Regions from separate parts of the Homo sapiens genome. Here region 1 is linked to region 2. A link is an interaction called in ENCODE POLR2A ChIA-PET data of the cell type or tissue named here. Cell type or tissue: PC-9. All regions are shown on one strand. Links, peaks and the distances in the headings refer to the core of each region. The heading gives the core; the rest is flanking DNA.

The links. Peaks named below come from ENCODE experiments on the same cell type or tissue, not always from the same donor. Only the 100,000 strongest peaks of a DNase experiment are listed, where the experiment ranks them.
Region 1: POLR2A ChIA-PET joins it to region 2 with 13 read pairs; 2 of 35 experiments call an interaction of 5 or more read pairs at or near these places.

What each region holds. Positions count from the first base shown.
Region 1 is chr6:36,448,941-36,465,039 of GRCh38, reverse strand. The region is part of intron 1 of KCTD20 (potassium channel tetramerization domain containing 20); the gene reads right to left. It also overlaps the pseudogene RN7SL502P. Among named protein-coding and RNA genes, the nearest start is that of KCTD20, 14 kb to the right of the region's middle. In PC-9, for the core only: no CTCF peak of the experiment used is centred there; a DNase peak (open chromatin) is centred at 9,349.
Region 2 is chr6:36,309,603-36,325,045 of GRCh38, reverse strand. It overlaps PNPLA1 (patatin like domain 1, omega-hydroxyceramide transacylase), which reads right to left. Exons shown (of 9, transcript NM_001374623.1): 9 at 11,091-13,283. The coding sequence ends at 13,160. BNIP5 (BCL2 interacting protein 5) reads left to right here. Exons shown (of 12, transcript NM_001010903.5): 7 at 856-917; 8 at 1,513-1,753; 9 at 2,604-2,735; 10 at 3,827-3,891; 11 at 5,436-5,690; 12 at 7,655-9,285. The coding sequence ends at 7,690. Among named protein-coding and RNA genes, the nearest start is that of BNIP5, 20 kb to the left of the region's middle. RefSeq lists enhancers at 11,838-11,947, 12,138-12,317. In PC-9, for the core only: no CTCF peak of the experiment used is centred there; a DNase peak (open chromatin) is centred at 10,655; H3K4me3 peaks cover 401 bases; H3K27ac peaks cover 1,539 bases.

The DNA.
Region 1 (16,099 bases), core at 5,254-13,253, 140 kb before region 2:
AGGCGTGAGCCACCATTTCATACCGTTAATAGTGCAAGGACATGATCTTTCAAAAGGCAGTACCCTTGTTTATACTTAGGACCGTATCTCCACTCTGTGTAGGAGGTGGGAGGTGAAAATGAAGTAGGATGCCACAGAATTTGGTAAATAAGCTAATCTGCCCTTAACCCATATCCCATAATCAAACTTAAGAAGTAGTTATATCTTTGCCAAACCTTCATTCCAAACTGAAAAATCCTAGCCCTTCCAGTCTGTTCTTATGTGAAAACCACTTGGTCTAGTTCCATTGTGCTTTTTCTTTATGCATGCTAATGAGAACTCTGCTAATGTTTTCTGTTAAGCAGGTTTTCTGTTTTGCTGCACATAATGCTCTCTGGTGACACCCAGAATTTCTGGGAATAGGTTAAAATGGGATGAAGTTTGGGGGAGGGGAAACAGAGGGGGATGGGGAAAATCTAAAATGTCTACAAGACCTCCTTCTAGGACTATTATGAACTCACAGTAAGAGGCTATCATATTCCGAAAGTACTGAGTCTCTACAAAAGATAAGAAATTAGCTGGTGTGTGATGGTGTACACTTGTTGTCCCAGCTGCTCAGGAGGCTGTGGAAGGAGGATCACTTGAGCCTGGGAGGTCAAGGCTGTAGTAACCCATTATCATGCCATTGCACTCCAACCCATGACAGAGCAAGACCCAGTCTCTCTCATTCATTCATAAATAGAGTTTATACTGATGTTTTCAGTTCAAATTTAATACTGGTTTTTCCTAACTCATTTTATATTAGTGTATCTTTTCCTTCACATTGAAATTCTTGGTTCATAGACTAGTTTCAGAATTATAATGTCAAATTACTAGTAACAATAAACCTACTAAGTTTAGGTGTTTTGGTCAAGGGAGCAGTTCTTTTTGTCCTTAAAGCATATCCCACTAAGGATGTACAGTCAGCATGCTATATTCAAAAGTTACTGTGTATTTTTTCTCTATATGTTCTGTAAGGTAGGTTCTTTTGTTTCTCTTTTTATTCAATCATAGCATTTTCCCATTATTTTTAAAATGTATTTCCTGAATATGTAAAACATTTACATGGTTCCGAAGTTGAAGACTCATAAAAAAGGAATGTTCAGAGAAGTCTCTGTCCTTCCCCTTTTTCCCTCTCAATCTGTTCCTATTTATTCCCTACAGATAACCAGTTGTCTTAGTCCATTTGTGCTGCTATAAACAAAATGCCTGAGACTGGGTAATTCATAAAGAACAGAAATTTCTTTTCTCACAGTTCTGGAGGCTGAGAAATCCAAGCAAGATTAGGGTGCTGGCAAATTGGGTATCTGGTGAGGGCTGTTCCTCAAAGATGATGGCATCCAGGCGTCCTCACATGATGGAAGGAGAAGGGCTAGCTAGGTTCCTTCAATTCCCTTTTATAAGGCCTAATCACCTCCTAAAGGCCTCCCCTCTTAATGGTATCACCTTGGGGGTTTAAGTTCCAACACAACAATTTTGGAGGGACATATACATTCAAACCATAGCATTGGTTTTGTTAGTTTATCTTTAATGTTTCTCTTTGCAGACATAAGGAAGTATGTGTGTACATATACATATATTCTTAACTCCTTTTTTCTCTTATACAAAAGATAGAATACCATATTCTACCAAATAAAATACCATATTTTGTACCTTGTTATATTACTTAACAGTATATCCTGGAAATCACTCCATGGGAGTTCATACACATATTCCTCATTCTTTATTATGTCTGCATAATACTCCACTGTGTAGCTATTAATATGGAGAGATTAGATACAGAAAAGGGAAAAAGGGCATTCCAGGCAAGATGAATGACAAATAACTGGCAGGAAAATAAGAATAAACAAGGCTTTATTACCATATGAAAGAGAAAGAAAGTAAACCAATCAGGCTAGAGTGAAGGATTAATGCAAAAGGGTGGGAAAAGTCAAGGTTACCACCATATCATACAATTCCAGGGAAGACCATGCACATCATCATCTAAGGAGCTGTATAAAGCACAGCTTAGATAATTGTACACACTCCCTTGGGTAAAGCTAAAGACAAAAAGTTGGGGCTAGTTTACAGAGGCACTTAGATTATAAGGTAAAATAGGATTCTGTCTTGTAGCCAAAGCTTCTGCAGGAAGGTGTCATGTTCAAAATGTTGCTTTAAGATAAATAAGACCACAGACAGACTGGAGGGGCTATAAGAGAAGGTTACTAAAATTGTCTAGGAGTGAGGTAGTAAGTATCTTAGTGGGCTGACAGCGAAGAAAAGGGTATTACCTAAGACACAGTCTTGCTTACCTTCAAAGAGCTTACAATCTAGTTGTTGAGATAATGTATTATTTAAGAGTTACATAATACAGAAATGATATTTTAGAATCAGAAGAGACCTCAGTGATCATATTGTCCAATGGTTCTCAAATCCAGCTGATAATCAGAATCACTTAGAGGAACTTGTTAAAACATCTTCTTGGGCCCCATTCCCCAGAGATTCTTATTCAATAAGTCTTTAGTTGGGTCTGGAGAATCTGAACTTGTAACACGCTCCTCAAGTGATCTCCCACTGACTGGCGATGTTTGGGAACTACTGTTTCAGTATAGTCTTTTCATTTCATAGATGAGAAGCTGAATCACAACAATATTCTTTTCCAAGAATGTTACAGGAGATTACAATCTAGGGGTTGGGAGGCCTTTTTAATCAAGACCCAAAACCCAAAAGCGAAATGAGAAAGACAAATCTGACCACAAAACATTTAAAAACATTTGTATGGCAAAGGATCCTATAAACAAAGACAACAGACTTGAAAAACTATATATGTAACAGACTACGAAGGGTTGTTATCATCATACTCCACAAGGGTTATGAAAATACATGAAACTAACACAACAGAAAAATGGTGAAGGATGGAAAAGGGGCAGATACCCAAAAGAGAGTTGGTGAAGCTATATTAATAGCCTACAAAATAGAATTTAAGGCAAAAAACTACACAAGCTTGGCAAGGCAGAAAATTCAAAGGATATCTGTGGACAGGACTATTTCTGCTCCTCATTTCTACTTGGAAGAAAATCATAATGAGAAGCAGGAGAGAAGAAGGCATTACAATTCCACAGGAAAGCTCGTACTCCTCTGATTCCACTTCCCTTTTCCTTCCTCCTTCTCTACAAATCACAGGCCAGGCTAACAAGCTGACAGATAAAAGTACAATGACAGGGTGACAAGATTAGAATTGCTTGGATAAATTTTCCTGTCTCCTCTATTTGACACTCCTAACTTACTACCCTTAGTACGTTTTTGTCAATATAACTTAGATGAAAGACAGCTTTTAACTTACATAAAAGACTATATGAGTTACAGTACTTTTTTGTCAATATAACTTAACGTTGAAAGACAGCTTTTGTGCACATAAAAGGCTATGTGAGTTACTTGGATTTACATTAAGACCTTAAATTCAGTATATTAACAGTCTAAAGACCCTTAGTTTTTTTATAACTGTATCAGCCTAATTACCTAATTTAAAAATATTAATGTACTACATATAAAAAGATTTAAAGAACCATATAATAAAAACTCTTGTACCCACCTCCAGTTTAAATATAAAACATGAATCCCCTAAATTTGGCATTCCCATCAAACATCTTCACTACATTTAGTTTAATAGATGCTCTTTTCCTGTGTTAGCACTTCAAATGCCTACCAAGCAAATCCTTAAGTACTTTTTTAAAAAAGTTCTGGTAGATGTTTAAAAAATTAAACTTATAAGTATAGTATACATAAAAAGGTCCTAAATATTACAACACTTTTCAAACTTAGCAAAGTTTTCTAGCATTCTTCAACTAATAATCAAATCTAAACCAAATTACTCAAGAACATATCTTAAATGAGAATCACAAATTAATCTGCTGGATTCTTTCATATGTCAAATTACTGCAAACATTACATCCTAAGTCCAGATGGACTTAAACTTAATTGATTTAACACATATCATGCACTATATATTATTTAAGTACTTTATAAATATTATTTAATACTCAAAAAACTTTATGAGGTAGATGCCATTGTTACCCTCATTTTACACATAAGAAAACTGAAGGAAGAAGGAGGTTAAGGAAAGTTCCCACAGTCACACAGCTAACAAGCAGTGGAGCCAGACTTCTGGCTTCATAGTCCATGCTGTTTACCACCATGCAGTGCCGCTGCTCCTTATAGGTATAAATCACTTCAAAATTTCTATGTATGTTTTACAGGACTGGAAATGTGATTTCAAGCTGAAGACCGGGGGCTAGGACATATAATCTTCCTGTGCTGATAATGGGCACATCTAGCACCTTTCCTCTTTAAATAATTGCTACAACAGAGCCTCTAAATCAAATACCTCCAGATGGGGGTTGATTTTACAATCTGAGTTCAAATTAAGTTCTAATTGTGAGGCTGGGTGCGGTGGCTCACGCCTGTAATCCCAACACTTTGGGAGGCTGAGGTGGGCGGATCACTTGAGGTCAGCAGTTCGAAACCAGCCTGGCCAACATGGTGAAACCCCGTCTCTATTAAAAATACAAAAAATTAGCTGGGTGTGATGGTGGGCACCTGTAGTTCTAACTACTCGGGAGGCCGAGGCAGGAGAATCGCTGGAATCTGTGAGGTGGAGGTTGCACTGAGCTGAGATCATTCCACTGCACTCCAGCCTGGGCTACAGGCTCAGTCTCGGGAAAAAAAAAGAGAGATCTAATTCTGCTGTAACTTCTTTCAACTTTATTACCTAAATACTGGTTAGATGGAATTCTATAATTTCCATGTGGGGTGCTTCCTCTTTTGATTGAACTTAACTAGTTAAGGTCATTCTAATGAAACCTTAAGGAGAACAATCCAAGGCACATAATAGGTCAAAGAAAGCTCACGACTCCTACAAAAAAGCTGGTCAACATATAATAGAATTTCCAGGGTAAGGTCTTCAGTGTCCAGGATACTCCTCTACTTGGCTATTACCTAAAACTCTCTAAAGGAACAACTGCATAGGCTGTAAAGAATAATTTAAAGACAAACTTCTAGGAAATCCAAGGGATATACTTTTAGTAATAACATTTTTTAAAGCAGTGCAATTAAAAAATTAAAAGTATATTAGTAAATACAGTTGACTATTTTATAGAAAAGAGCTAAGCATTTATATAGCAAGAAAAGAGTTGAAGGCTTTAGAGGACAGATCCATAAATCAGTACTATAGTAACAGAGCTAACATGTAGAAAATTCATGTTATAAACAATCCACAAATCACTGTCAGAAAACAGTATAAAGGTCATCTAGTTCAAGGACCAGCACCAATTGCTGTCAAAAGTACTGTAGTAACAGAGCTAACATGTAGAAAATTCATGTTTATAAACAATCCACAAATCACTGTCAGAAAACAGTGTAAAGGTCATCTAGTTCAAGGACCAGCACCAATTGCTGTCAAAAGTTTTCATGCAGTCTTGTCAAAAATTAGGCCAATGTAGATAATGTAACCCACACACCATTTTCTGAGTCCTAAGACACTTGACGCTAAGACATCATCAATCTAAAAACTTTTTAAGAAAAAGCAGCACTATTGTATTAAATAGAATTTTCAGATGCATCCTGATTTTAAAAATGTTAAAATATGAAGTGAAAAATTATGGTATATAGTGTAAGGCTTCCTTGGGAAGGGCTATCCTTTGTACCTAAATGATATCTTCTTTTTCTTTTTTTTTGAGACGGAGTCTCGCTCTGTTGCCCAGGCTGGAGTGCAGTGGCATGATCTCAGCTCACTACAACCTCTGCCTCCGAGTTCAAGCGATTCTCCTGCCTCAGCCTCCCGAGTAGCTGGGATTATGGGCACGTGCCACCAGCCCTGGCTAATTTTTGTATTTTTAGTAGAGATGGGGTTTCACCACGTTGGCCAGGCTGGTCTCAAACTCTTGACCTTGATATCAAGTGATCCACCCACCTCGGCCTCCCAAAGTGCTGGGATTACAGGCGTGGGCCACGGTGCCCAGCCATCTTTACTTCTTTTTTAATATTAAAAATGTATTTTTTTTCCTCATTAGTATAGTGGTCAGTATAAAAAAAAGAAAAAACAGACTTGGACTCCCAGGCTCAAGCAATCCTCCCACTTCAGCCTCCCAAGTAGCTGGAACCACAGATACATGCCACCATGCCTGGCTAATTTTTTTTTCCCCTTTTTAAATTATTCTGTAGAGACAGGGTCTCACTATGTTGCCCAGGCCAGTCTCAAGCTCCTGGGATCAAGCCATCCTTCCGCCTTGGTCTCCCAAAGTGTTGGGATTACAGGCATGGCCACCTCACTTGGCCAAAAATGCCTTCTTTAAAAATGTAATAATCCAGACACAGTGGCTCACGCCTGTAATCCCAGCACTTTGGGAGGCCAAGGCAGGAGGATCACTTGAGCCCAGGAGTTCAAGACCAGCCTGGGCAACATAGCCAGACCTTTCTTTCTTTTCTTTTTTTTTTTTTTTTTTTGAGATGGAGTTTTGCTCTTGTTGCCCAGGGTGGAGTGCAGTAGCACGCTCTTGGCTCACTGCAACCTCTGCCTCCCAGGTTCAAGCAATTCTCCTGCCTTAGCCTCCTGAGTAGCTAGGATTACAGACATGCACCACCACGCCCGGCTAATTTTTTTGTATTTTTAGTAGAGACGGGGTTTCTCCATGTTGGTCAGGCTGGTCTCAAACTCTCGACCTCAGGTGATCCGCCCACCTCGGCCTCCCAAAAATGCTGGGATTACAGGCATGAGCCACCGCACCCGGCCTAGACCTTTCTCTACAAAAATAAAAATAAAAAAAAATTAGCTGGCCATGGTGGCTCATGCCTGTGGTCCCAGCTACTCAGGAGGCTGAGATGGGAGGACTGCTTGAGTCCAGAAGGTTGAGACTGCAGTGAGCCATGATCATGCTACTGCCTTCCTGCCTGGGCAACAGAGCAAGACCCTGTCTCAAAAAAGAAGGCTAGATTTTTTTAATGCCCTTACATGACAAAATAAAATGCCAGCAACCTTATGATGGTCTCCCAATCACCCACCGCCACAATTTTACCAATCATGAACCTCAAAATCTGGGATCTCAAACCTTCCACCCAAGACTACAAAACACCTCTACTAGTTCATCCCAGTCTACCTAAAAATATCCAAAAATAATCTATTACACCCACTGTGACTTCCATGCACTAGTTTAATCCTACCCCCGGAAAAACATATCCTTCCATCACTTCCAACCCTTTAAATATTAAAGACAAGTACCATAAATTTCCCTTCTTTGATTAGCATATTAAATCTATAATTCTTGCCACAGTTTTGCATTTAACACTGTTTCCAGACTTCTTGACATTTTTGCAGTGGCAGATCATGACTCACTGTAGTCTCCAACTCCTGGGCTCAAGCAATCCTCCTGCCTCAGCCTCCCAAGTAGCTGGTATTACAGGTATGCACAACCATGCCCAGCTAATTTTTTAATTCTATTTTAAGTAGAGATAGGAGTCTCACTATGTTGCCTAAACTGGTCTCTAACTTGTGGGCTCAAGCAATCATCCCACCTGGGCCTCCCAAAGCATTGGAATTATAGGCGTGAGTCCCCGTACCCGGCCTCAACATTTGATTAGGATACAGACTTAAAAATAGCAAGGCCTTCTTTAATGCTCAGTATTGGTAAAATTACAAGAAACCATTCCAATTCTAAAATCCACAATATGACCGAGGCAAGTAATGTGGGAATCTCTGAAAAGCATCAGATAAGTGATTTAAAGGATTAAATAGTATCTTCATTAATTCAGGAATAGCATACAGCCCACAATGGCTCACATGCAATCCCTGTACTTTAGGAAGCCAAGGTGGGAGGACTGCTTGAGCCCAGGAATTTGAGACCAGCCTTGGCAACACAGTGAGACCCCCATCTCTCCAAAAAATAAAAAATTAGGCCGGGCACGGTGGCTCACACCTGTAATCCGAGCACTTTGGGAGGCCGAGGCAGGTGGATCACTTGAGACCAGGAGTACCAGGCTGGGCCACATGGCAAAACCCCGTCTCCACAAAAAGAAATACAAAAAAATTAGCCAGGCATGGTGGCATATGCCTGTAGTCCCAGCTACTTGAGAGGCCAAGGTTTGCATGAGAGGAGGATTGCATGAGACTAGCCTGGACAACACACCAAGACCGCCATCTCTTTACCATCTCTTTTTTCCAGACGTGGTTTTGCACACCTGTAGTCCCAGCTACTCAGGAGTGGGTTACAGGCTCCACAGGCTCTTTACCATCTCTTTTTTCCAGGCATGGTTGTGCACACTTGTAGTCTCAGCTACTCAGGAGGCTGAGGCAGGAAGGTCATTTGAGCTCAGGAGGTCAAAACTGCAGTGAGCTGTGATAGCACCACTATATGCCACCGTGGATAACAGAGCAAGATCCCAGCTCTTAAAAAAAAAAAAAAAAAAAAAAAAAGCCTGGGCGTGGTGGCTCAGGCCTGTAATCCCAACACTCTGGGAGGCCAAGGTGGGCGGATCATCTAAGGTCAGGAGTTCGAGACCAGCCTGGCCAACATGGTGAAACCCTGTCTCTACTAAAAATACAAAAATTAGCTGGATGTGGTGACGGGCGCCTGTAATCCTGGCTACTTGGGAGTCTGAGGCAGGAGAATCGCTTGAACCCGGGAGGCAGAGGTTGCAGTGAGCCAAGATTGCGCCACTGCACTCCAGCCTGGGTGACAGAACAAGACTCCGTCTCAAAAAAAAGCTAATTTTTTAGCGATGGGGTCTTGCTATGTTGCCCAGGCTGGTCTCAAGCAATCCTCCTGCCTTGGCCTCCCAAAGTGCTGGGATTACAGGTGTGAGCTACTGTACCTGGCCTCAGAACATTTTCTAGAACACTGGGATTTCTACTGCTACCAATGGGCAAGTTTCTACCAGAATAAACCTCCTACTGGAGAGCGCTCAGAAAAGCTGAGTAAAACAGAAAAAAAACATCTGTTTGAAGGCATCAGACAACTAGTGAAGTGGCCAAGACTCAAGAAGTGAATTCCTACAGAGAAGATGTGATGGTCAATTTTATGTATCAACTTGGCTAGGCTACAGTCCCGTTATTCAAACACTAATACAGGTGTTGCTGTCAAGGTATTTGGTAGATACAATTACAGTCTATAGTTACTTACTTTAAGTAAGGAAGATTATCCTAGATAATCTGGGTGGGCCTGATCCAATCAGTTGCTTTAAGGGCAGAACACAAACTTCTCTGAGGAAGAAGAAATTCTGCCTGCAGACTGTAGCTTTTGCTCCTATCCTAGAGGTCCTGCCTGTCCCTCCTGGCTGCAACCTGTCTTACGGGTTTCAGACTTGCCTAGCTAGTCCCCAACATAGTGTGAACCAATTCTTTGCAATAAATAGCCTAATATGTATGTGTGTGAACACACACACACACACACACACACACTACTGGTTCTATTTTCTTTGGTGGAACGCTAATAGAGAAAGCAAATAAGTTAAGCCCAACACTCTGTACCACTTTTCTCCTCCAGATATTTGCCAATTTGGAAGCAGCTACCAAAAGGCTATAAAGCTAAGTAGAAAGCAGCAGCTAAAAAGTTGAGAAGTTTTTTTGTTTGTTCTGTTTTTGTTTTTAGACGGAGTCTTGCTCTGTCGCCCAGGCTGGAGTGCAGTGGCATGATCTTGGCTCACTGCAACCTCTGCCACTCAGGTTAAAGCGATTATCCTGCCTCGGCCTCCTGAGTGGCTGGGACTACAGACACCTGCCACCACACCCAGCTAATTTTTGTATTTTTAGTAGCGGCAGGGTTTCACTGTGTTGGCCAGGCTGGTCTCAAACTCCTGACCTCAGGTGATCCGCCCACCTCAGCCTCCCAAAGTGCTGGGATTACAGGCGTAAGCCACTGTGCCTGGCCCAAAAGTTGAGAAGTTAAGCAGAGCTTTTGTCAGCATCAAGATGCTGGAGAGACAAAAACTGGAATGGGTCTGCAGAGGAGGAAGGATCCTGTGAAATACCCCAGGTTTTCCATTGGGAGCCTAAAAGTAACACTGTAGAATGGGTGGCAAACTTTTCTGGTAAAGAGCCATAAAGTAGGCCGGGCACGGTGGCTCATGCCTGTAATCCTAGCACTTTGGGAGGCCAAGATGGGCGGATCACCTGAGGTCAGGAGTTCAAGACCAGCCTGGCCAACAACATGGTGAAACCCCAATTCTACAGAAATATGAAAATTAGCCAGGCATGACTACAGGCAGGTGGGTGCCTGTAGTCCCAGGTACTTGGGAGACTGAGGCGGGAGAACTGCTTGAACCCGGCGGCGGAGGTTGCAGTGAGCTGAGATTGTGTCACTGCACTCCAGCCTGCGGAACAGAGCAAGACTCCGACTCAAGAAAAAAAAAAAAGGCTGGGCACAGTGGCTCACGCCTGTAATCCCAGCACTTTGGGAGGCCCAGCTGGGTGCATCACCTGAAATCAGGAGTTCGAGACAAGCCTGACCAATATGGTGAAACCCCATCTCTACTAAAATCACAAAAATTAGCCGGGTGTGGTGGCATGCATCTGTAGTCCCAGCTACTCAGGAGGCTGAGGCAGGAGAATTGCTTGAACCCGGGAGGTGGAGGTTGCAGTGAGCTGAGATCACGCCACTGCACTCCAGCCTGGGCGACAGAGCGAGACTCCATCTCAAAAAAAAAAAAGAGCCATAAAGTAAATATTTTAGGTCTTGTGGGCCATACTATTATAGAGCAAAAGCAGTCATAGACAATTTGTAAATGAGTAAGCATGGCTGTGTTCTAATAAAACTTTGTGTACAAAAAAGGCAGCAGGAGGTAGTTTGTCCACTGCTCATATAGAAGGTTTGAATAACATCATTCATAAATTAACCAAATTTGCACCCAATTGCAGAGTAATTCTTTTGCAAGTACACTTGAAAAATTAATCAGAACTGACCACATTCAGGCTACATAGTAAGTCTCAATACATTTCAAAAGATTGAAAGAATAGTTATGTTCTCTGAACACAGTGGAATTAAGTTAAAAATCAATGACAAAAACAAAATATCCTCAAATGTTGGAAAATTAAGCAACACACTTCTGAATAACCTTGGACCAAAAACAGAACACAATGAAATGGAGAAAATATTTTGAACTGAATGAATACAACATATGCGAACTTGTTAAATAAGCCTAACTCCAGGCACAAAGGAAAATTTATAGCTTTAAAACATATATTAGAGGCCGGGCACAGTGGCTCATATCTGTAATCCCAGCACTTTGGGAGGCCAAGGCGGGCGGATCACCTGAGGTCAGGAGTTTGAGACCAGCCTGACCAACATCAAGAAACGTCTCTACTAAAAATACAAAATTGGCAGGTGTGGTGGTGCATGCCTGTAATCCCAGCTACTGGGGAGGCTGAGGCAGGAGAATCGCTTGAACCCAGGAGGCAGAGGTTGCGGTGGGCCAAGATCACACCATTGCACTTCAGCCTGGGCAACAAGAGCAAAACTCCGTCTCAAAAAAAAAAAAAACAAAAAACAAAACATTAGAAAAGAATGAAAAACAATAATCAAAGTATCTTTCTCAAGGCAGGAAAATAATAGCTTATTAATCCTAAAGAATATATAAGGAAAGAAATAAGGGCAGAAATTAATGTAAAAGAAAACACAAGCTCAACTGAGAAAAATCAATAAAGCCAAAAGTTGGCTTTAAGAAAACAAAACAAAATAAAACAAAAGGCTGGGGGTGGTGGCTCACGCCTGTAATCCCAGCAGTTTGGGAGGCCAAGGCGGGTGGATCACTTGAGGTCAGGAGTTCAAGACCAGCCTGGCCAACATGGTGAGACCCTGTCTCTACTAATAATACAAAAAAAATTAGCCAGGCAGTAGTGGCACGCGTCTGTAATCCCAGCTACTTGGGAGGCTGAGGCACTCAAATTGCTTGAGCCTGGGAGGCGGAGGTTGCCGTGAGCCAAGATCGCGCCACTGCACTCCAGCCAGGGCAACAGAGTGAGACCCTGTATCCAAAAAAAAAAAAAAAAAAAAAAAAAGCTAAGAAAACTGATAAGCCCTAAAAACTGATCAAGAAAGAAATAATGGTGGTAATGTCTGCACAACTTTGAATATACTAAACCACTCAACTCTATACTTTATATGAGTGAATTGTATGTTATGTGAATTCTCTCTCAGTGAAGTTGTTTTAAAAAGAAAATAAGGCTGGGCGCGGTGGCTCACGCCTGTAATCCCAGCACTTCGGGAGACTGACGCGGGCGGATCACGAGGTCAGGAGTTCAAGACCAGCCTGGCCAACATAGTGAAACCCCATCTCTACTAAAAATACAAAAATTAGCCAGGTGTCATGGTGTACACCTGTAGTCCCAGCTACTCAGGAGGCTGGGGCAGTAGAATCGCTTCGGGAAGCGGAGGTTGCAGTAAGCCAAGATAGCGACATTGCACTGCAGCTTGGGCAACAGAGTGAGACTTCATCTAAAAAAAAAAAAAAAAAAAAGAAAATGAAGATGCACACTACAATGATCACAGATGAAAAAAGACTATCAGTACACATCCCATGAGACTAAAAAGATGAGCAGTTATTTTGTACAATTTATGCCAGTAAATTAGAATTTGCAGATTAAATGAATATTCTATAATTTATTGAAACTGACTTAGAAAAATTAGAAAATCTGCAAAGTCCTATATCTAGTAAAGAAATTTAATTGATAATTAAAACTTTTCCAGAATCCAATGGCTTGACTAGCAAATTTTCCCACACTTTTAACGAAGAAATTATATCAAACTTTCTCATGAACATAATCACAAAAATCCTAAACAAATTATGAGAAAATCAAATTCAGCCACATAAAAAAGGATAATACATTATGGCAAAGATTGGTTTAACATTCAAAAATCAATTCATATGATTCACCAATTAAAAAAATAGGCCAGGCACATTGACTCACACCTGTAATCCCAGCACTTTGGGAGGCCAAGGTGGGCAGATCACTTGAAGTCAGGAGTTTGAGACCAGCCCGGTCAACATGGCGAAACCCTGTCTCTACTAAAAATACAAAAATTAGCTGGGCATGGTGGTGTGTACCTGTAATTCCAGCTACTCAGGAGGCTGAGGCATGAAAAGCACTTGAACCGGGGAGGAGGAGGTTGCAGTGAGCTGAGACTGCACTACTGCACTGCCTGGGTGACAGAGTGAGACTCTGTCTCTAAATAAATAAATAGAAATCTGTTTGAAAATAACTAAAATAGGGCCAGGTGCAGCAGTTTATGCCTGTAATCCTAACACTTTGGGAGGCCAAGGCAGGAGGATCGCTTGAGCCCAGGAGTTCAAGACAAAACTGGACAACACAGTGAGACCTCGTTTCTACAAAAAATAAAAAAATTAGCTGGGTGTGGTGGCACATACCTGTAGTCCCAACTACTTGGGCAAGGCTGACGTGGGAGGACTGCTTAAGCCCGGAGGTCAAAGCTGCAGTGAGCTGAAATCTTGCCACTACACCTCATCCTGGGTGACAGAGCAAGACCTTATTTCAGAAAAGAAAATAACTGAAATAGTGTGAAATAGTATTGATATATTAGATTTTTAAAAGGCAAGTTGAAACAATAAATGTATCCACAGAAAAAAGATGGAAAAGATTATTCTCCCTTAACTGTAGAATCACGTGACTTTTCTTTTAAAAAGTTATTGTCTTACTGAATATTCTAAAGTCTCTAAAATGAATGTGTTATTATCTTTAAAATAAGGAAAAATGAAAATGTATCTCTAAAAACAGATACCTTCTCAAGAAAACATTGGAATCATTGGAATGGTTTCTTAAAAACTGCTTGTAACTAGGTTCCATGGCACACTATTGTAGCCCCAGCTACTTAGGAGGCTGAGGTGGGAGGATCACTTGAGCCCAGAAGTTCTGGGCTGTAGTGCGCTATGTCAATCAGGTGTCTGCACCAAATTTAGCATCAATGGTGACCTCCCAGGAGCAGGGATCCACCAGGATGCCTAAGGAGGGGAGAACTGACCCAGGCTGGAAACAGGCAAGTCAAAACTCCTGTGCTGATCAGTAGTGGGATCAAGACTGTGAATAGCTACTATGCTTCAGCCTGGGCAACACAGCAAGACTTCTAACTCTTAAAAAGTAAAATAAGATAAAATAAATTTTTAAAACTGCTTGAAACAGTTTAAGAGAAAATTTTTAAAGTTTAATCAGAAAACAATATATTATCACATAAAATAGTTTGACATTCTTCCATCTAGATTAAAGAAGAAATGAGCTTAATAGATGAATTAGGAATTTAAGTTAATGTATGGAATAGTTTTTCAAGCACATTATTCAGTAGGCTAACAGGATAATCTTAAATATAACATAACACAATGATTTATACAGAGGCATAATATGCTTCTCAGGGTATACAAAAGTAAGCATGGTTCTGAAGAACAGGTAAAGCCAGTCACGTGAAAAAGAATGCTGCCTGGGCCTCATGGCGTAGGACATAGTGATGAAGGAAACGAGCATTCAGATTACCCAACACATAACCTTTCTTTTTTTTTTTTTTGAGACAGAGTCTCACTCTGTCACCCAGGCTGGAGTGCAGTGGCACAATCTCAGCTCACTGCAACCTCTGCCTCCCAGGTTCAAGCGATTCTCCTACCTCAGCCTCCCGAGTAGTTGGGATTACAAGCACGTGCCATCGTGCCCAGCTAATTTTTGTATTTTTAGTAGAGACAGGGTTTCGTCATGTTGGCCACGCTGGTCTCAAACTCCTGACCTCAGATGATCCACCTGCCTCCACCTCCCAAAGTGTTGGGATTACACGCAGGAGCCATTGCACCCGGCCCCAATACATAACTTCTTTTTTTTTTTTTTTTTTTTTTTTTTTAGGACGGAGTCTCACTCTGTTGCCCAGGCTGGAGTGCAGTGGCGCAATCTCGGCTCACTGCAAGCTCCGCCTCCTGGGTTCACGCCATTCTCCTGCCTCAGCCTCCCAAGTAGCTGGGACTACAGGCGCCTGCAACCACGCCCAGCTAATTTTTTATATTTTTAGTACAGACGGAGTTTCACCATGTTAGCCATGATGGTCTCGATCTCCTGACCTTGTGATCCGCCCGCCTCAGCCTCCCAAAGTGCTGGGATTACAGGCGTGAGCCACCGCGCCCGGCCACCAACACATAACTTCTTAAACAGATTGTCGGGGCTGAACTGTGTCTCCCTCAAAATTCATATGTGAAGCCCTAACCCCTAGTCCTCAGAATGTGCCTGTATTTGGAGACAGTGCCTTTTAAACGAAGTCATTAAGGTGGGCCCTAATCCAATATGTCTGGAGTCCTCAAAATGGGGCGAGTAGAACACATAAACAGAGGGATGACAATGTGAAGATGAGAGGTGAAGCCAGCTGGACTTCCTGGGTCGAGTGGGGACTTGGAGAACTTTTCTGCCTAAAGGATTGTAAACGCAATTGGAGAACTTTTCTGCCTAGCTAAAGGATTGTAAACGCACCAATCAGTGCTCTGTGTCTAGCTAAAGGATTATAAATGCACCAATCAGCACTCTGTAAAAACACACCAATCAGCACTCTGTGTCTAGCTAAAGGATTGTAAACGCACCAATCAGCACTATGTAAAAACGCATGAATCAGCGCTCTGTGTCTATCAATCAGCGCTCTGTGTCTAGCTAAAGGTTTGTAAATGCACCAATCAGCACTCTGTAAAAACGCACCAATCAGTGCTCTGTGTCTAGCTAAAGGTTTATAAATGCACCAATCAGCACTCCGTAAAAACGCACCAATCAGCGCTCTGTGTCTAGCTAAAGGTTTGTAAATGGACCAATCAGCACTCTGTAAAATGGACCAATCAGCAGGACACGGACAGGGCCAAATAAGGGACTAAATGCTGGCCACCTGAGCCAGCAGCAGCAGCCCGCTCAGAACCCCTTCCACACTGTGGAAGCTTTATTCTTTCGCTCCTCACAATAAGTCTTGCTGCTGCTCATTCTTTGGGTCTGCACTAACTTTATGAGCTGTAACACTCACTGCAAAGGTCTGCAGCTTCACTCCTGAAGTCAGCAAGACCACGAACCCACCGGGAGGAACAAACAACTCCAGAC
Region 2 (15,443 bases), core at 7,444-15,443:
AAAGGGAGGAAAGTGCTGGCCCACACCAAGGGCTCGGCCAATGGGGTGATCTTATGGACCTTGGTTTGAGTCTGGGCTGTGACCCCTTTGAGCTGTGTGGACTTGGGCAAGTTACTTCATCTCTGGTCTCAGTTTCTTCATCTGTGAAATGGGGGCAGCAAGTACCTGCTTTCTAGAATTGTCGGCAGCATTTAGGGCAGCCCCTGTTAGTGGCTAATATGTGTTAGGTGCCATTTGTTGCTATTATTGTCATTGTTGGGTGGCCCAGCTTGAGAGCAGAGCTCAGAAGTAAAAAGGATAGGGACAGGGGTAGGGGCCTTGGGAGGGAAGCTCAGCTAATGGCAGCTGCCATCGCTGTAATTATTATTTTACCATTGGCAGAGCCAGGCCTAGAAACATATATATATATATATATATATATATATATATATATATATATATATATATATATATATATATATATATATATAATATCACCGTCAGGTCTGAAAAGACCTGGAAAGATCTCTGCCCCCTATCCCCTGCCATTCTGCCTTGTTTGCTTTTCATAGAAAATATGCCTTGAAGGGAAATTCTGCCTGGACAGGGAGAAGGTGCAGGATGAGGGCACCTGTAGGGAATGGGCCTTTCCAGATGGCCCTGAGGGGCCTCCTCCTGGGTGTCTATTTAGAGGCCGTCATTGGTAAAGTGAATATGTATCCCATGAAACCAGCTCTGCCCTCAGGCCACCTCTGGCAGCTCTTTAGCCCCCTTGGAGAATCACCCAGGGAGCCACCGGGGCATTAGGAAATGAAGACTGACCGCAGAAGAGATTTCGTAGCACCAAAGTTAACCATGCGTGTTGATCTTTTTCAGAAGAATTCATTCAGAAGATCATTTCCATGCTCCAAGATGCAGAAGAACAGCAAGGAGAGGAGGTGAGGAAGACGCTCCCCATGTAACCCTGACCTCACTGTGGGCTCCCCAACCCTGCCTGGTGTAACAACTTCCCTGTCTCTGCTGCTCTTCTGTGTCCTGCTCCAGTCCCTCCTTTTTTTTTTTTTTTGGAGACGGAGTCTTGCTCTGTCGCCCAGGCTAAAGCACAGTGGCTCGATCATGGCCCACTACAACCTCCACCTCCTGGGCTCCAGCGATTCTCCTGCCTCAGCCTCCTGAGTAGCTGGGACTACAGGCATGCGCCACCACACCCGGCTAATTTTTGTATTTTCAGTAGAGACAGGGTTTTACCATATTGGCCAGGCTGGTCTCGAACTCCTGACCCCTGGTGATCCACCTGCCTCAGCCTCCCAAAGTACTTGGATTATAGGTGTAAGCCACTGCACCCGGACCCAGTCCCTCCTTCTTGAAGCTTCCCCAGCCCCCTCCAGACCACACATATTTCCCCAGCACTGAGCATCAACCACTCTTCTCTGGGCAACGCCTGCTAGCCCACCGTGGCTCTCTTTCCCCACCTCACCTGAGATCTCCTCAAGGTCAGGGGCCCTGACTCAGTTTCTCTCATCTCCCCCACAGCAACCTCAAGTCCAGCAGGAAGAGGTGGGTGTAGAAAACCCGGCCCCACACTGCAGAAGGAAATCTCAAGAAAAAAGGTCGAGCTTCAGGAGAGCGTTTTACCATAAGAAACACACCTCCAAGGAACCCAGAAGAGCGGGGGCAGCAGGGGCTGCCAGCCCAGAGGCCCGACGACCCAAGAGGCCCAGCTTTCTGCCCCTGTGTGTTGGTGGCCATCGGCCCTCCACCTCCAGCAGCCTTGGTGAGCAGGCCTGGTGTTGCCATGGTAACAGAGGCTTCCTCTTGGGCAAGGCTGCTGTGTGGCCTGTCTGTCGTTGACAGGCTGGCATAGTGGAGGATGTCCACTGTTGCTGAAAGCCCTGACTGTGTCTTTCCATGCTGAGTAGAGTGGGGGGTGTGGAAGTGTGGGGAGAGGTGAGGGTCCAGGTGCCAGCAGGACCCCACCCCCAGTAGGCCCTGCTCACTGCACACGCCCTCCCCTCCCTCTCCACACACAAACACTTAACAACAAATGTGATGGGAGATCCGTGCCGCTGTGCATCAGAATCACCTGGCCAGTTCATAGAAAAGCACAGAGAACTGGGTTTGATGAAGTAGGAGATGGCCTGGGCCTGTTTTTTCACTACACCAAAGCCTGAGGGCCACTGGTGTACAGTAATTCCCCTGACATCACAGAGTGCCTACTACCTGCTAGTTTCACACATATTATCTCATTTAACCTGCTTGCAACCCTGTGAGGTCAATCTTATCACTCCCACTTAACAGATGGAGAAAGTGAGGTTCAGACAGGCTAAGTGACCCAGAAAACCTGGCAGAGGGAAAGGGTTCATTTGGTGGGCCCTGCTGGCACACCTGTTTTAACTGCGCCCCTCCCAGACTGAGGAGGCAGAAAGGGTTGGTGGGCGAAAGTTAGGTTTCTGGAGAAGGCCAGGAGTGCACCACGAACTCCTCTGAGGCAGAGCCGGGGGCAGGAAACTCACCGAGGAGCCTGGAAACCAGCCCCTGCTTATGCCTGTGCCTCCGAACAGCTTCTTGTCAGGAACTAGATTCAGCTCTCTGCAAAACACTCAACAACTCTTTTTTTGCCCTAGATCCAGAAGATCTCGAGTGCCGGGAGCCCCTGCCCGCAGAAGGGGAGCCAGTTGTGATCTCAGAAGCACCCTCCCAGGCTAGAGGCCACACGCCAGAAGGGGCACCTCAGCTGAGTGGAGCATGTGAATCTAGTCAGTAACACCCCTGCTCTTACCTGGACAGCTTCCCGGGTGCTTCTCTTCCACATGGAGTTCACAGGCTGAATAGGGGATGGTTCTGAGGAAGGAATGGGGAAGGCAGCAGGCAAAGACCCCAGGAGACTCTAGGATGGGGCAGGGGGCACAGGCTTGGCCTTTAAACTGGTGCTGTTGGGGCAGAGTTGCAGGTAGAGGACACCTGTCTATCCTGTGGAATATAATTAACACCCCCATTCGTTTGCTTGAATGTTTCATATGAAATTCCTAGCTTGCTCCGGGTCTCATAAGCAGTGGTGTGCTGGCAGACAGGCTCTCCAATGGGAGAAGGATGCCCTACTTTGTAGCATTTGCAGATTTCCATGGCATAAATATTTTTACTTTGGCTGATTTCAAGCTGCTAACAGTTTATAACAACTAGTCCACAAATGAATTAGCCTGGCATGGTGGTGTGTGCCTGTAATCCCAGCTACTTGGGAGGCTGAGGCAGGAGAATCACTGGAACCCAGGAGGCCGAGGTTGCAGTGAGGCGAGATCGCGCCACTGCACTCCAGCCTGGGTGACAGAGCGAGACTCTGTCTAAAACAAAACAACTAGTCCACAAATTTCCTGAATATTTACAGTAAACTTAGTACGAGTAGGCCCTGGCACACCGCTGCTTAGAACACAGGTGGATGGGTGCATTCCTAATGGGTCAGTAGCCCTGGCATGTCCCCTCCCTGCATTCTGATGTGCTGCTCCTCGTCCAAACTCCCATTCTTGACTGTGCTACCCTGTAGCCTGGATAAGGGACACTGGGAGGCCTCAGTTTCCCACCTATCAAATGAAGCTGAATGTGGTTACAGGTGAGGCCCAGCAAACCAGAGTCCCTTCTATTTCTGTAAAGGGAACCCAAACAAGTCTCTCATACTCCAGCTCTAGTTTAAGGTAAGAATTGTCTGGGTCCATCATAACTAACGTGTGTGCTGAGTTTTAGAGAGAAAATATTGTCTTTCACAGGTGGATGTATTGTTGCAGCACTTTGTTTTTGGAAGGGAACTGGGCATCACCCAGTCAACAGTCACTCAATCCTCCTTTCTTTTCCTTAGAGGAGATCATCATCCAGAAGCTTGTGGCACTTCTCCAAGAAGTGGATGGCCAACTGGGGCAGCAGGTGAGTACCACTCAGCCCTCCCCAGGCCAACCCCAGGGCCTCATCTACCCACCTGGGTTCCATCCCCAAGTCTGCACCTCTGGGCAACTTTGAGCATGTCCCTTAACCTCTCTGAGTCTCGGTTTCCTCTTTTCCAAAATGAGAGAGAATTACCTACTTGACCAAGCTTAGTGCATATGTAGAAAACGCCAGACATGTAGCAGATGAGGGAACTGTTTAAAATAACACAACGCTCATGTGGCCTCCCTGCCCCAGCCAGGACCACTCCTGTCCAAATCAGCTATTGAAGTTCGGCTCATGTCCCCCGTCCTTGGAAGCCTCCTCCGCCCACACCTGGCCACTCCTGGCCCCACCCGCCCGGCTGATTCCATTCCCTGTGGTCTCCGGGTTCACTCTCGGTCTTGCCGTGCTCTTCAGCATTTATGTGGTCTCTCATTCTTTCAAGCTTGTTGATTTTCTCCCCTGATAGGCAGTCTGTAACAGAAGGTTCCCCACCCTTGGAAAACACAGCCTACTTTGAGAGACAAACACAGATCACATGTGAAGAGGTCAGGTTAAAGATGAGTAATCAGCATAGCGGACGCTCTGGGTGCCTCTCTTCACCACCAGAGTGCACGCTGGCCCATCCAGCTGCCAGCACCTGCCTCCTTGTGCCTGAGGACCCAGGGCCATTTTGCAACTCATGTGGGGGGCAGAATTAACAGCCTCCACTTCCCCATGAGCAACCCTCAACCAATGGCTGGTGGGAGTTGGTGGATAGAGACCCCAGCTCCCTTGCCTTTGTGGGGTATAACTGAGGAATGTGCTCTCAGCGAGCTCCCAAGGTGCCCTGAGTGGATTAAGCTCCAGTTGCCACCCCCTGGGCCGCCTTCCCATTCTTGTTCCAGGTCTCATTCTTCCATTAGCATTTCCTGGGATCATTTAATGAATAAAATGCCTGTACCCAAGTCCTTGTGTCTGGGTCTGCCTCTGGGGAACCCATTTAGTTATTAAGAGAAAGGAGCTTGTTGGAGGAGGCTTAGAAGGAATTAAATTCCTCTAACATCTGTACTAAACATTCCTGTACTAAACATTTTATATAAATTCTCTCATTTCATTCCCCACCCCTCCAATCCCCGCCCAGCAATCCTGGGGTTGGGTGGATACTTTACATTTTATGGATGACCAGAGGCTCACACACATAGTAAGTGCAACTTAAGCATCCCAATTCTAGACTGTTATACATTTAAATAATAAAGTATGATTATTTGTCAAATATGGAATGGCTAGGGTAGACGAGAAGACTCTGTGGGGTGTTTGCTTCTGAATTATCTGAGTCTAAAGACCTGTACTTCCACCCTTGCCCTCTACTTTGTCCTGCTGCTTTGAGCTGGACCTCGCAGAACAGATTCTGAGAGGCTAGGGGCAGTGGAGGGATGTAACAAGGGGAGCTCATCCCAGGGACAAGGAGTGCCCCGCCTGGCTGCATGGAGTTGTGGGAGGGGCAGTTGGCGGGAGGGGTACTGCCAGCAACACTAATGACCTGTTTTCATTTCCACTTCCAGATCAGGCGCCACCCCAGCTTTAAGAGGTTTTTTTACGAGTTCTCGGACTCCTCCCTCAGCAAGCTGGTAGCCACCCTGCGCAGCCAGGTGGCTCACTCCTCTAAGCTGGACAGGAACCGCGCCAGGAGACTCTACCAGTTTGACGTTAGCTTAGCTAACAAATTTGCTGGCAGCAACAGCCATGCCATGTGCATCCTCATGGGCCTAAGAGACCACTACAATTGCACCCAGTTCCCATACAGGGAGGACCAGCCGGTGAGAGAGGGCGGGGAAGACAATGGCAATGTAGCATGAGTGACAGCAGGCTCACAGCTGGCCTCCAGTGGGATCTACTTATCCTCCTCTCCCCTCCCCTGCTCAGTTCAGAATTTTTGGGTCTATCTCAAATGTCACCTCCTCACTGAGGCCTTCTGAGACAATTCTAAACCATGACAACCTTTTTCTTTTCTGAAACCTCACTGATTTTACTCCATAATTAACATCTTGTTTATTTGGCTCTAGTCTTCAATTACATGTACATTTCCATGCTTTTTGATAGAATGGCATATTGGACTGGCTACGATCTTAGCTTGCCTTGTTATTATTTTGTGGGCTCTGTTGCTTGGCTTCTCAATTCTAGGCTGTCATAAAATGTAAATAACAAAGTAAGGTTATCTATCAAATAAGGGGTGGCTGAGATAGACAAGAAGGCTCCATGGGCTGTTGGTTCTGGAAGGCTTCCAGGAGGCGATCACTCACTGACCTGGCCTTGGTTGCTTAATGAACAGCCTCTCTCCTGCCGTCACCTTCACTGTTCTGAGTGCATTTATGCTTTTCCTAATAATTTCGCCTCCCCCAAGTCTCTGAGATATTCCCTTCAGAGATGATGCTTGTCACTGATTTTTTTTTGAGACAGGGTCTTGCTCTGTCACCCAGGCTGGAGTGCAGTGGTGTAATCACGGTTCACTGCAGCCTCAACCTTCCTGGGCTCAGATGATCCTCCCACCTCAGCCTCTCAAGTAGCTGGGACTACAGGAGCATGCCACCACGCCTAGCTAATTTAAATTTTCTTTTTTTTTTTTTTGGTATAGAGATGGATTCTCACTATGTTGACCAGGCTGCTTTTGAACTCCTGGCCACAAGAAATCTTCCCACCTTGGCCTCCCAAAGTGCTGGGATTACAGGCATGAGCCACCACAGCTGGCCTGATTTTTTAAAAATTCTGAGCTCTCATATTTTCTGGTGGACTCTGATAAAGATTTCTTCATCCTTTTCTAATTCACTTAACATAACCTGCTTACAAACATTTGACCCAGATCCACAGCGTAGAAGCCTCTGAATGAAGGTGTAACTTTAGAGGAATGAAATGTTCTGTTTGCTGGTGTTGGACAAACAGGACCGGAACTTCTACATCCAAGTGGTCCCCTGGGAAACCTTTTGCAATGATGCTACTATCACCCGAAACACTTCTGTCTTTCTTGGAATTACCTTTAGAAGCCATTTGAAAAGTCTCTCAAGAGAGCTGGCTTATTTCATGGTAGTTGTATCTTGTCATTCAAATGCTCTCCTCTACTTCGGTTCATTTTCCTGGTCAGAAATCCTCCTTACCATGGACCTCTCTCTCTCCTTGGCTTCACTGTCTTCTCCTAGAGAATAGGAATGTTACAGATAATTTGCCCTCTAGGGTGGCTTAGGTAATAGCTTACAGATCGATCTGAGTTATTCGTGAAAGATATTATAGAAACATCAGTTCTGACATCCTCAGTTGCCCTGACTCCATCTTCTGGTTTTACTAACCATTCATTCATTCATTCATTCATTCATTTAACTGGTAGCTATTGACAGCCTCCTATGTGCTTAGTTGTGCAAAGGGCTGTGAGGCTCTGTGGAAGGTTCTGCCTTCAAAGGCTTCATCTGCCAATGGAAAAGACAACAGTTTGATGACAAAATTAAATAGCAACCAAATACCAAATGAGTGGTAGCTGAGGCCCATGAAGCAAGTAGGTCCTGGGAGCCTTCCAGGAGGTGGAGTTGCTGATTTTGACCTTTGAGAATGGGGAGGCTGTCTGGGGAGAAAGGATCAGGAGAACAGTGTCAGCAGGAGGTGTTGCAAGAACAAAGACCCAGAGATGGAGGCTGGGGTGGGGTGTCAATGGGATAATGGGAAGTCTGTTGTTTCCAGAATGAACCCATAAATAATTGAGCTGTGGCTAACACCTATGTTCTTTTTCTCTTCCCAGAACATCACAAGTCCTAAGGTTGAAAGTCCAGATTGAAAGCTGTGTCTTGCACTCAAATTCCCTTGAACTAGCCAAATGGTTCGCAGCTTTAGCCAGGAGACCCTGAAGATGCTCTGTGATGTCCCAATCCCTGCTTCACAAACGTGATGGAAGACAAGAGCAGACAATCATTCTGTGTCCATACCCTAGTATCTGAGAAGCACAGAGCATTCTTCCACAAGGCAAGACACAGAGGCCATGTCTGGGGAAATCAGCACTGGACTGGGAATGAGGAAGACTGGGGCTCTACCTGCTGAACCTACCCCAGACTTGCTGCATGACCCTCTACACATTCCCCCTCCTCTCCAGACTTTGGAGTCTAGGATCCCACCCAGAAGGCCTACTGATATTTTCTCAGATGTTCATGTTAACTGAGTCTAGTTTTTAAACTAAATTTTTATTTAATCTCTAAACAGAACATCCACATGCATCCAAACAGATATGCATCGAAGTGTATCCCATCATTTCTTCAGTTGACCAGTAGTTCTTCATGCTCATATGGATTTGTAGATGCCTCCCAGGAACTCTGCAGGCCCAAGATGGAAAAACCTAGAGACTGGGGACACTTGGTCTCTCAGAATCCTTCTAACCCTGTGTCCTGTCATTCTATGACTAGAGAAATGGAGCTGATACCTTGCACCTCTCCCATCTCATGGGATTGGCTAGGAGTCAGTGAGAAAATGGATGTGAAGAGTTCTGAAAATTACCTAGTGCCATGTCCATGTAGGCACTATAGCTTCTTTTGGGTAGTTTTCAGGAAGTGGAGGAGGGCTTCAATGGGCTGGACTGCCATGGATTGTTGCACAGGGGTGCACTGCTCAAGAGCACCATACTCCAGGAGGTACTATTCATGTCCTAGACATTGTGGATTTGTAGATTTATCATGACAGTTTTGCAGCTGGTAGCAGTAACATGTCTTGAGAAAAGGGCTATTTTTTGTATTTGCACAAAGGTGAAGTGTGGGGGTGCCAGAGGCTCTGCCTTCTGTATAGCTCAACAGTTTCAATAGCTTGACTCAGGTGTGAAATTTGCCACATGTTCATATCTATGTGCAGGAAGGACAAGACTGTAGACAGACAGTCGGCTCCCTTGGACACTGCCCAGAACATGTGGTCATGGGGGAAAGGGTGTTAAACCTGGATGGCAAGTGAGATCTTGTGACCCTTGGGGACATGGTATTGCCGTGTTGAACCTGCTGTCGCACCATGGGGTAGGACTGGGGAGGAGGAGCAGTCTAGAGCGGAGAGGCCCTGGGTGCTTATATGGGACTGGCCTCCAACCTGAGGCACTGGCTTCATAAGCTCAACTCAGCCTATCCGGAAAGCCATTTAGTTTTTATTGCTGCTTCTGAGAAGTGGGGGAGAGGTGAGCTATTTGTGGATTTGTTTTAGGCAGTGTTCACAATCATAGCACCTAAATATGAAGGATCAGAATAAGTTATGAAATGAAGGTCAGGAACCTTTTGTACATAGTTTCTTATTTGGAATGATGTTCTTTAAGCCCTATGAGTATTTGGTATGTGCTCCTGATGCTGGCATCTGAGTCTCATTTTTGTACCGTGTTATTTGAGCAAATAAATACATTAACTTGCACAAACCTGTGATCTGGGTTATTCACCATGGAAGCAAGACAGATACCCACCTGCCACATCTATGACTGTCTGGTGCCTGCAAGGCTGTGTGGGTTGGCCTCCTTGTCCCTGCCTGGATCCCCTCCAGGTGTCCCATCCTTGGAGCGCCAGCTCTCTGATGCAGTAAAAAAGTGTCCTGGGCTGGGTGTCAGAAGACTTGGGTTTTAATCCAGCTGCCCCCAGGCTGGGTGACCCTGGGGACAAGATACTTGCCCTCCAGACCTGACATTCTACAACTCAGTGACTCTCAATGTGACAGTTCATTGCATGTCCAGGAAAATCGGGAGCAGTACTGATTCCACCTTGTCTCTTATTAGTCCCCCAAATCTGGTGCTTAAATTCTGTCACTCAGAGCCAAGATAAAAAATTGTTAGACAAGGAGAACACATGGACACAGGAAGGGGAACATCACACTCTGGGGACTGTTGTGGGGTGGGGGGAGGGGGGAGGGATAGCATTAGGAGATATACCTAATGCTAAATGATGAGTTAATGGGTGCAGCACACCAGCGTGGCACAGTGTACATATGTAACTAACCTGCACATTGTGCACATGTACCCTAAAACTTAAAGGATAATAATAATTTTAAAAAAATTGTTAGAATACAGCGCTAGGTTTTTGGTCCATAAAATGTCTCCAAGAACAGACATTGATGATGTCCTTTCTCCTCTCTCAGGTGACACAAGAGTATCTGTTCCTCAACCCCTGAAGGCTCACCCTAATGCTCCAAGGAGAGCAGGAGGAGGCAGCATTATTATCCTCCTCTCACAGATGAGGAAACAGAGGCTCAGAGTAGGGAAGCACCTTGTTCACAGTCACACAGCCAGATACAGACAGAACCCAGCCAGGAGCAGGCTCTGATAACTCCTATTTTAGTGCCCTTCCCTCCAGTTATGATCTAATCCAGTAGTTCATTTATTCAACCAATGTTTATTGAGCACTTACTATGTACCAGCTCTGATGCTAACTGTGTGGAATGCACAAATGCAAAAGACAAAACCCCTGCCCACAGGATGCTCACAGGCCCCACTGGTTATGGGGCTTTTGTGCCAATATGAATATAGGGCACCCTGTGAGGGTGCTGTGGAGGGGTGGGGCCCCTCAACTCCCACCATAGATGTTTTTGGTCTTTTTCCCCCAAGTGCTGGCAAGTATGTAGAGCAACACAGATGGTTTTTACAAGAGCACTGGGGTGCATAGAGGTCCTGCTGCTTTGCATGGCTTTAAAAAGGTGGGCAAGTAACATTACAACATAATTAACCTAATTCCCTCCCTCTGAGAAGTCAGAAGCCTAAGTGGGTGAGTCAGAGATAATGGGGTCAGCTGAGAACTGGTTGAGCTGGAGGTGTTAGCTGGGTTACAGCGGGGTTGTGCTGTGGGTATCAGTCAGAGGTGCTGCCTGGAAGAAAAGACAGCATTCTGGTGTTGCCCCGGGCACAAGTGAGGCCTCCCAGTTTCAAAGCACAGTGGCTGACATGTAACAATTCGTTCATGTTGATCAGAAAAAAAAAAAGAGAAAAAGGAGACAGAAGCTAATTTGGGTTGCCAGATTTAGCACATAAAAATACAGGAGACCCAGTTAAATTTGAATTTCAGAAAATTACAAATAATTGCAATATTGAGGACGTACTCCTACTAAATAATTATTCATTGTTTATCTGAAATTCAAATTTAACAAAATGTCCTCTATTTTATCTGGCAACTCTGAAACTAATGTAAGAACAATTATTTTAATTACCTCAAAACAAGAAAAATAATTAAACCAAGTGAAGGGAAGTATGCAAGAGGATGTATTAATAGTTTAACATAATTGACATTAAGAGCATCTGGGCTCTAAATACAGACTTTGAATTAAAACAATAATTATGATTAAGTTCGAGTCTTCCTTGGGTCCCAGGGAACAAGCATTCCTGGGCTGTGCAAGAGAGGACACTCTCCTCCCCCTAGTTTCCCAGGCCTCAGGCTTCTGCAAACATGGAGGCCACTCCTGGAAGAAAGGCCTGCGGCCGGGCGGGCCTCTCTAGTCAGTCTCCCCCACAGTACACACCTCCAGCTGCTTCCTTTGACTGGTGTGGCCACAGATCAACCAGAGTAGGCAGAGGATGCAAGACCCCTGGGACTTTGACCATTTTCAGGGTCTCAAAAGTACATTTTGTTCCCTGGAATGGCTGTGTTAAGTGGGGTCTGTTGCCGCAGCCAAGCCCCAACCCTCTAAATCCCCAGCCCCACCAGGCTTAAATTTGCATATGGTCTCCTCAGGCTCCAAAGGGCAGTTTAGTATGGTCCTCCACCCATTCATTCTGGGTTTTGCATTTCAGGATTTGGTAAGCAAATGTACCTGAGGCCTGTGGGCAGCTGGGGCTTCCTTGCTGGGCCTGGCGGGACCTGGAGGTTGTCTGCTCTCTGGGGAGGAGGGGGGCAATTATTTTCTGGACAGGCTGGAAAAATTGAGGCTGAAGTTGTCCTCCTCACGGAACATTTTCACTGAGGTGTGAACAGCAGACAGAGAGCCCTCATTTGTGTTGGCTGCAGGGGAGGGACATTTGGCCTCCTTCTTCCTCTACAGCCACCCAGGACTCCAGGGCAGCCTGTCTCAACACCACAGCACCACATAATCCCGGGGGAGCTCTAAAGATCTCAATGCCTGGGCTGCCTGACCAAATTCAGCCAGCGATTCCAGTGACCAGCTCAGGCCAAGCCGTTAGTACACTGTAAGAATTAAAAACCAAACAACCAGAACTTGGGCTCCTGCCACCACAAGAAAGAGGAAGCGTGTCGTTGGCTCAGTCCTGCTGGGCCCCCAAGAGTTTTGCCCTTGGACAGGATCCTGGGGAGACTAGAAATGATCTGGCTCATCTCAAAGAAGCAAGCTCAGGCCAAGGTTGAGAGGAAGGTCCATGAGTGCCGATCAGTGCTGGCATCCATCAGTCTGTCCAGAGTAGGGTAGTGGAAGGGTTGAAAGGATCGCAGGAAGCTGAGATGCTCACCCTGGAAGGGAAACAGATCTTGTGCACCATCGGGGCTGGGAATAGGTGTTGCCCCTGGTCCTCAAAAGGGCCCAGAGTCAGGGGAGTGTGCCGGACAGCAGTGAGAAGCAGGCTTGGCCTCAGGGTCCTCAGGTTCTCTCCCGTTCCAGCTCCCGTTCTCTCTCTCGGCTCACAGCTTCCTAGGAAATCCCCCATCTAGGACTTCCCTAACCTTAGTTCCACCGGGGATCACCCTTACAGGTTCATACACCTTGGGCAACCCTCAGCAGGTAGCCAGGCCTGTTATAGCCAATGCATGGAAATTGGAAATCTCAAGCTACACCAAAAGCCAGTTAGGGGGTTCATTTCATTACACAGGGGTCTTTTGCTGCTTGCAAATGTAATCTCCAGTGGGAGGTGATAAAAGGGTGTTTGAAACATCATTCCATGTATGAAAGTTCAACTGATACTTGTTTTTTTAGGAAGGGGATGGGGCTGAAGTGGTCTCCGGATGGCTGAGTACAGTTGTGCAGATTTTACACTATACAAGGGTACAGTGCCATATAAAAGGGGTAGGCGATTCGCAGACTTATGCATGTCTGTGCATGTTCTTTGTAGTTTTCTAGCAGTTGTCAGTCAAGTGTCTTGCTCTAACAAAATCAGCATATTATGACAATTTTCCAGCGGCTGGTAGTCAGGTTCTCCAGGAAGAGGTGCTATTTTCTTAGTATAAAAGGTACTGCCTGGGCTAGTGTTGACCTTGACTATGACCAGGAAGGGAAGGTGGGAGAATAAAAGGAGCTGGATCAATGAGACCCAGGAGTCACCACAGCATCCCAGAACAGGACAGGCAGTATCTGCCTTCCAAGGTCATCCTAAGGAATTCCACACTTCAGGGCAGCATTCCTGGATCCGGCTGGGATGAGGTCTGTAGGTGACCCAAACTGTCTCAGAAGTGGAGAGCAGAGGGAAGTTGAGTGGGCAGGGAGCAGACCTGGATAGGAGAAGCCGAGGAAGAACAGGTGAAAAGAAGGGAGACAAAAGGGAGAATCAGAAGACCTCACTTCCAAGACTTGCCTCCACCTCCTGTGTCACTTGGGGCAAGTTACTTGCCCTCTCTAGGAAATTGGAGGAAGACACTTGCCGAGCCCAGAGAAATGCTGGGATGTGGACTTGTACATTCTTGGATAATTTTAAAATCTCCGTAATTTTCAAATCTATCATTCTGTTGCTTAGACCCTGCAATGACTCTGCAGCACCACACGGGAAGTCCAGCCTCATTAGCCGGTCATCCAAGGCAGCCTGACCTACCTTCCACCACATCTCCAAGTTCACTTCCAGGCCTCTCCGCTACCTCCATCCTTGCAACTGCAGTTAACTGCTTGCATAGACTATTTCCTTGTTCTGGGCCATCCCGTGTGCCTGGAATACCCTCCCACACCCTTATCCTCAGTCTGACTAACTTCTGCTCATCTTCCACACCTCCACCAGGTTCCCTGAGATCCCCAAGCTAACAGAGTGAATTAGCTGCCTCTCCTCTGTGCTTCTATTCCATAGTAATCCAGTGGTTCTCAAACTCCAGCGTGCATCAGTCATCTGGTGGACTATGTGAAATACACACCGCTGGGCCCCAGCCCCATTTCCGATTCAGTAGGTGCAGGGTGAGCCCAAGAATCTGCATTCCTAAAAGCTCCTAGGCAGAACCATGCATTCAGATACCCTCTCTCTGCTCCTTTCTCTTGGTGCCCCAGTCCTACACACTGCCCCGGGACCCTCCCAAATGTCCCACACAGGCCTGGGCACTGGTCATAAGGTTCTGACATGTCTTGTTAACCAGAATTACACAGGATGCTTCCACATTCAGCTTCTCAGTTAAGTCCCAAATAACCATGGGTTGAAGGCAGGGTGAATGTTATAGAGAGAAACTGAAACTCCCACTAAGTAAAGTAACTTGCCAGAATAGAGAAACCAGTGCTAACCCCTGTGACTTCTGACTCCCACCCCAGTGCTCCCACCACCCTCGTAGGCTGTATCACTAAGTTGGAACATCAAGACACTGGTGACAGATAACCTGAATTGGGATCCTGGCTCTGCCACCTACCAACTGTGTAGCTTCGGGCATGTTACTTAACCTCTCTGTGCCATGGTGCTGGGCACGTAAGTACTATGTAAGTTGTAGCTATATTATTACATTCACATCGGAATGGGGGAAATTCCATAGAAACTCAAAGAAAAGGATCTTTTATGGTGGAAACTTGGGGCATCTCACAGACTTGGTAGGAATTTGGAGGATTTGGGGGCAGGATGGAGTCCTCCTTCTCCATTTGTAGCCTGTAGGCAGCCTCTCAATTTCTCACTCTGTCTCTTCATTTTGAGGCCAGTGACACAATCCAGAGTCGGATGACCACGGAACCCTTACTGGAGGAGAGCCAAGGCTAGCAGAGGAAAGCTAGGCTGATGCGTACACCCACCCAAGCTCCAGGAGAAGAGCAAGTCTGGCATCACTGCCGTTCCTAGAATGAAAGGGTCCTGGAGCAGACTTAACCCAGCCTGCAGCCTAAATAGAGCTATCCCAGCCAACACATAGGCCCATGAAAGAGAAACACAAATGTTTGTCCTTGTAATCCACTGAGATTTGGGGGGTTGTTTGTTATGCAGTGTTATCATAGCAGCAACAACTGACTAATACAGTTTGCATCAGAGTATGAATTTCAACCTCTGATTAAAAAACAACACTGATTAGTGTATGGGACATCTACACTTTAGCTTTTGTTCTAGCCTCTCTCTACTTGTCTGCAGGGATATCAGCTGGGGACTGGAAGTTTGCACAGGACTAGCCATGGATGTGACAGTGGTTGTAATTTGGGAGGAAATGAACAGGTTTCTCCTCTTCCTGAATCACTCCCCCCTTCTCCATCCCTAACATTTTTGAGCTTCTCTTTTCTACCCCTTACCCCAGCCTTTGGAATTGCTTAAGACCATCGATTGGTAAATTGCCACCTCCAGGCAGGCTCAGCATCTGTTCTGTAAAGGAACGCAGCAGACAACCACCTGCCTGGTGCAGGAGGTGTGACCCAATGACAACAATGCTTCCCACAGTTTATGAATGTTGTCTTGTTTGTTTTTATCACAGCCTGCTTCTTTGTAAAGCACC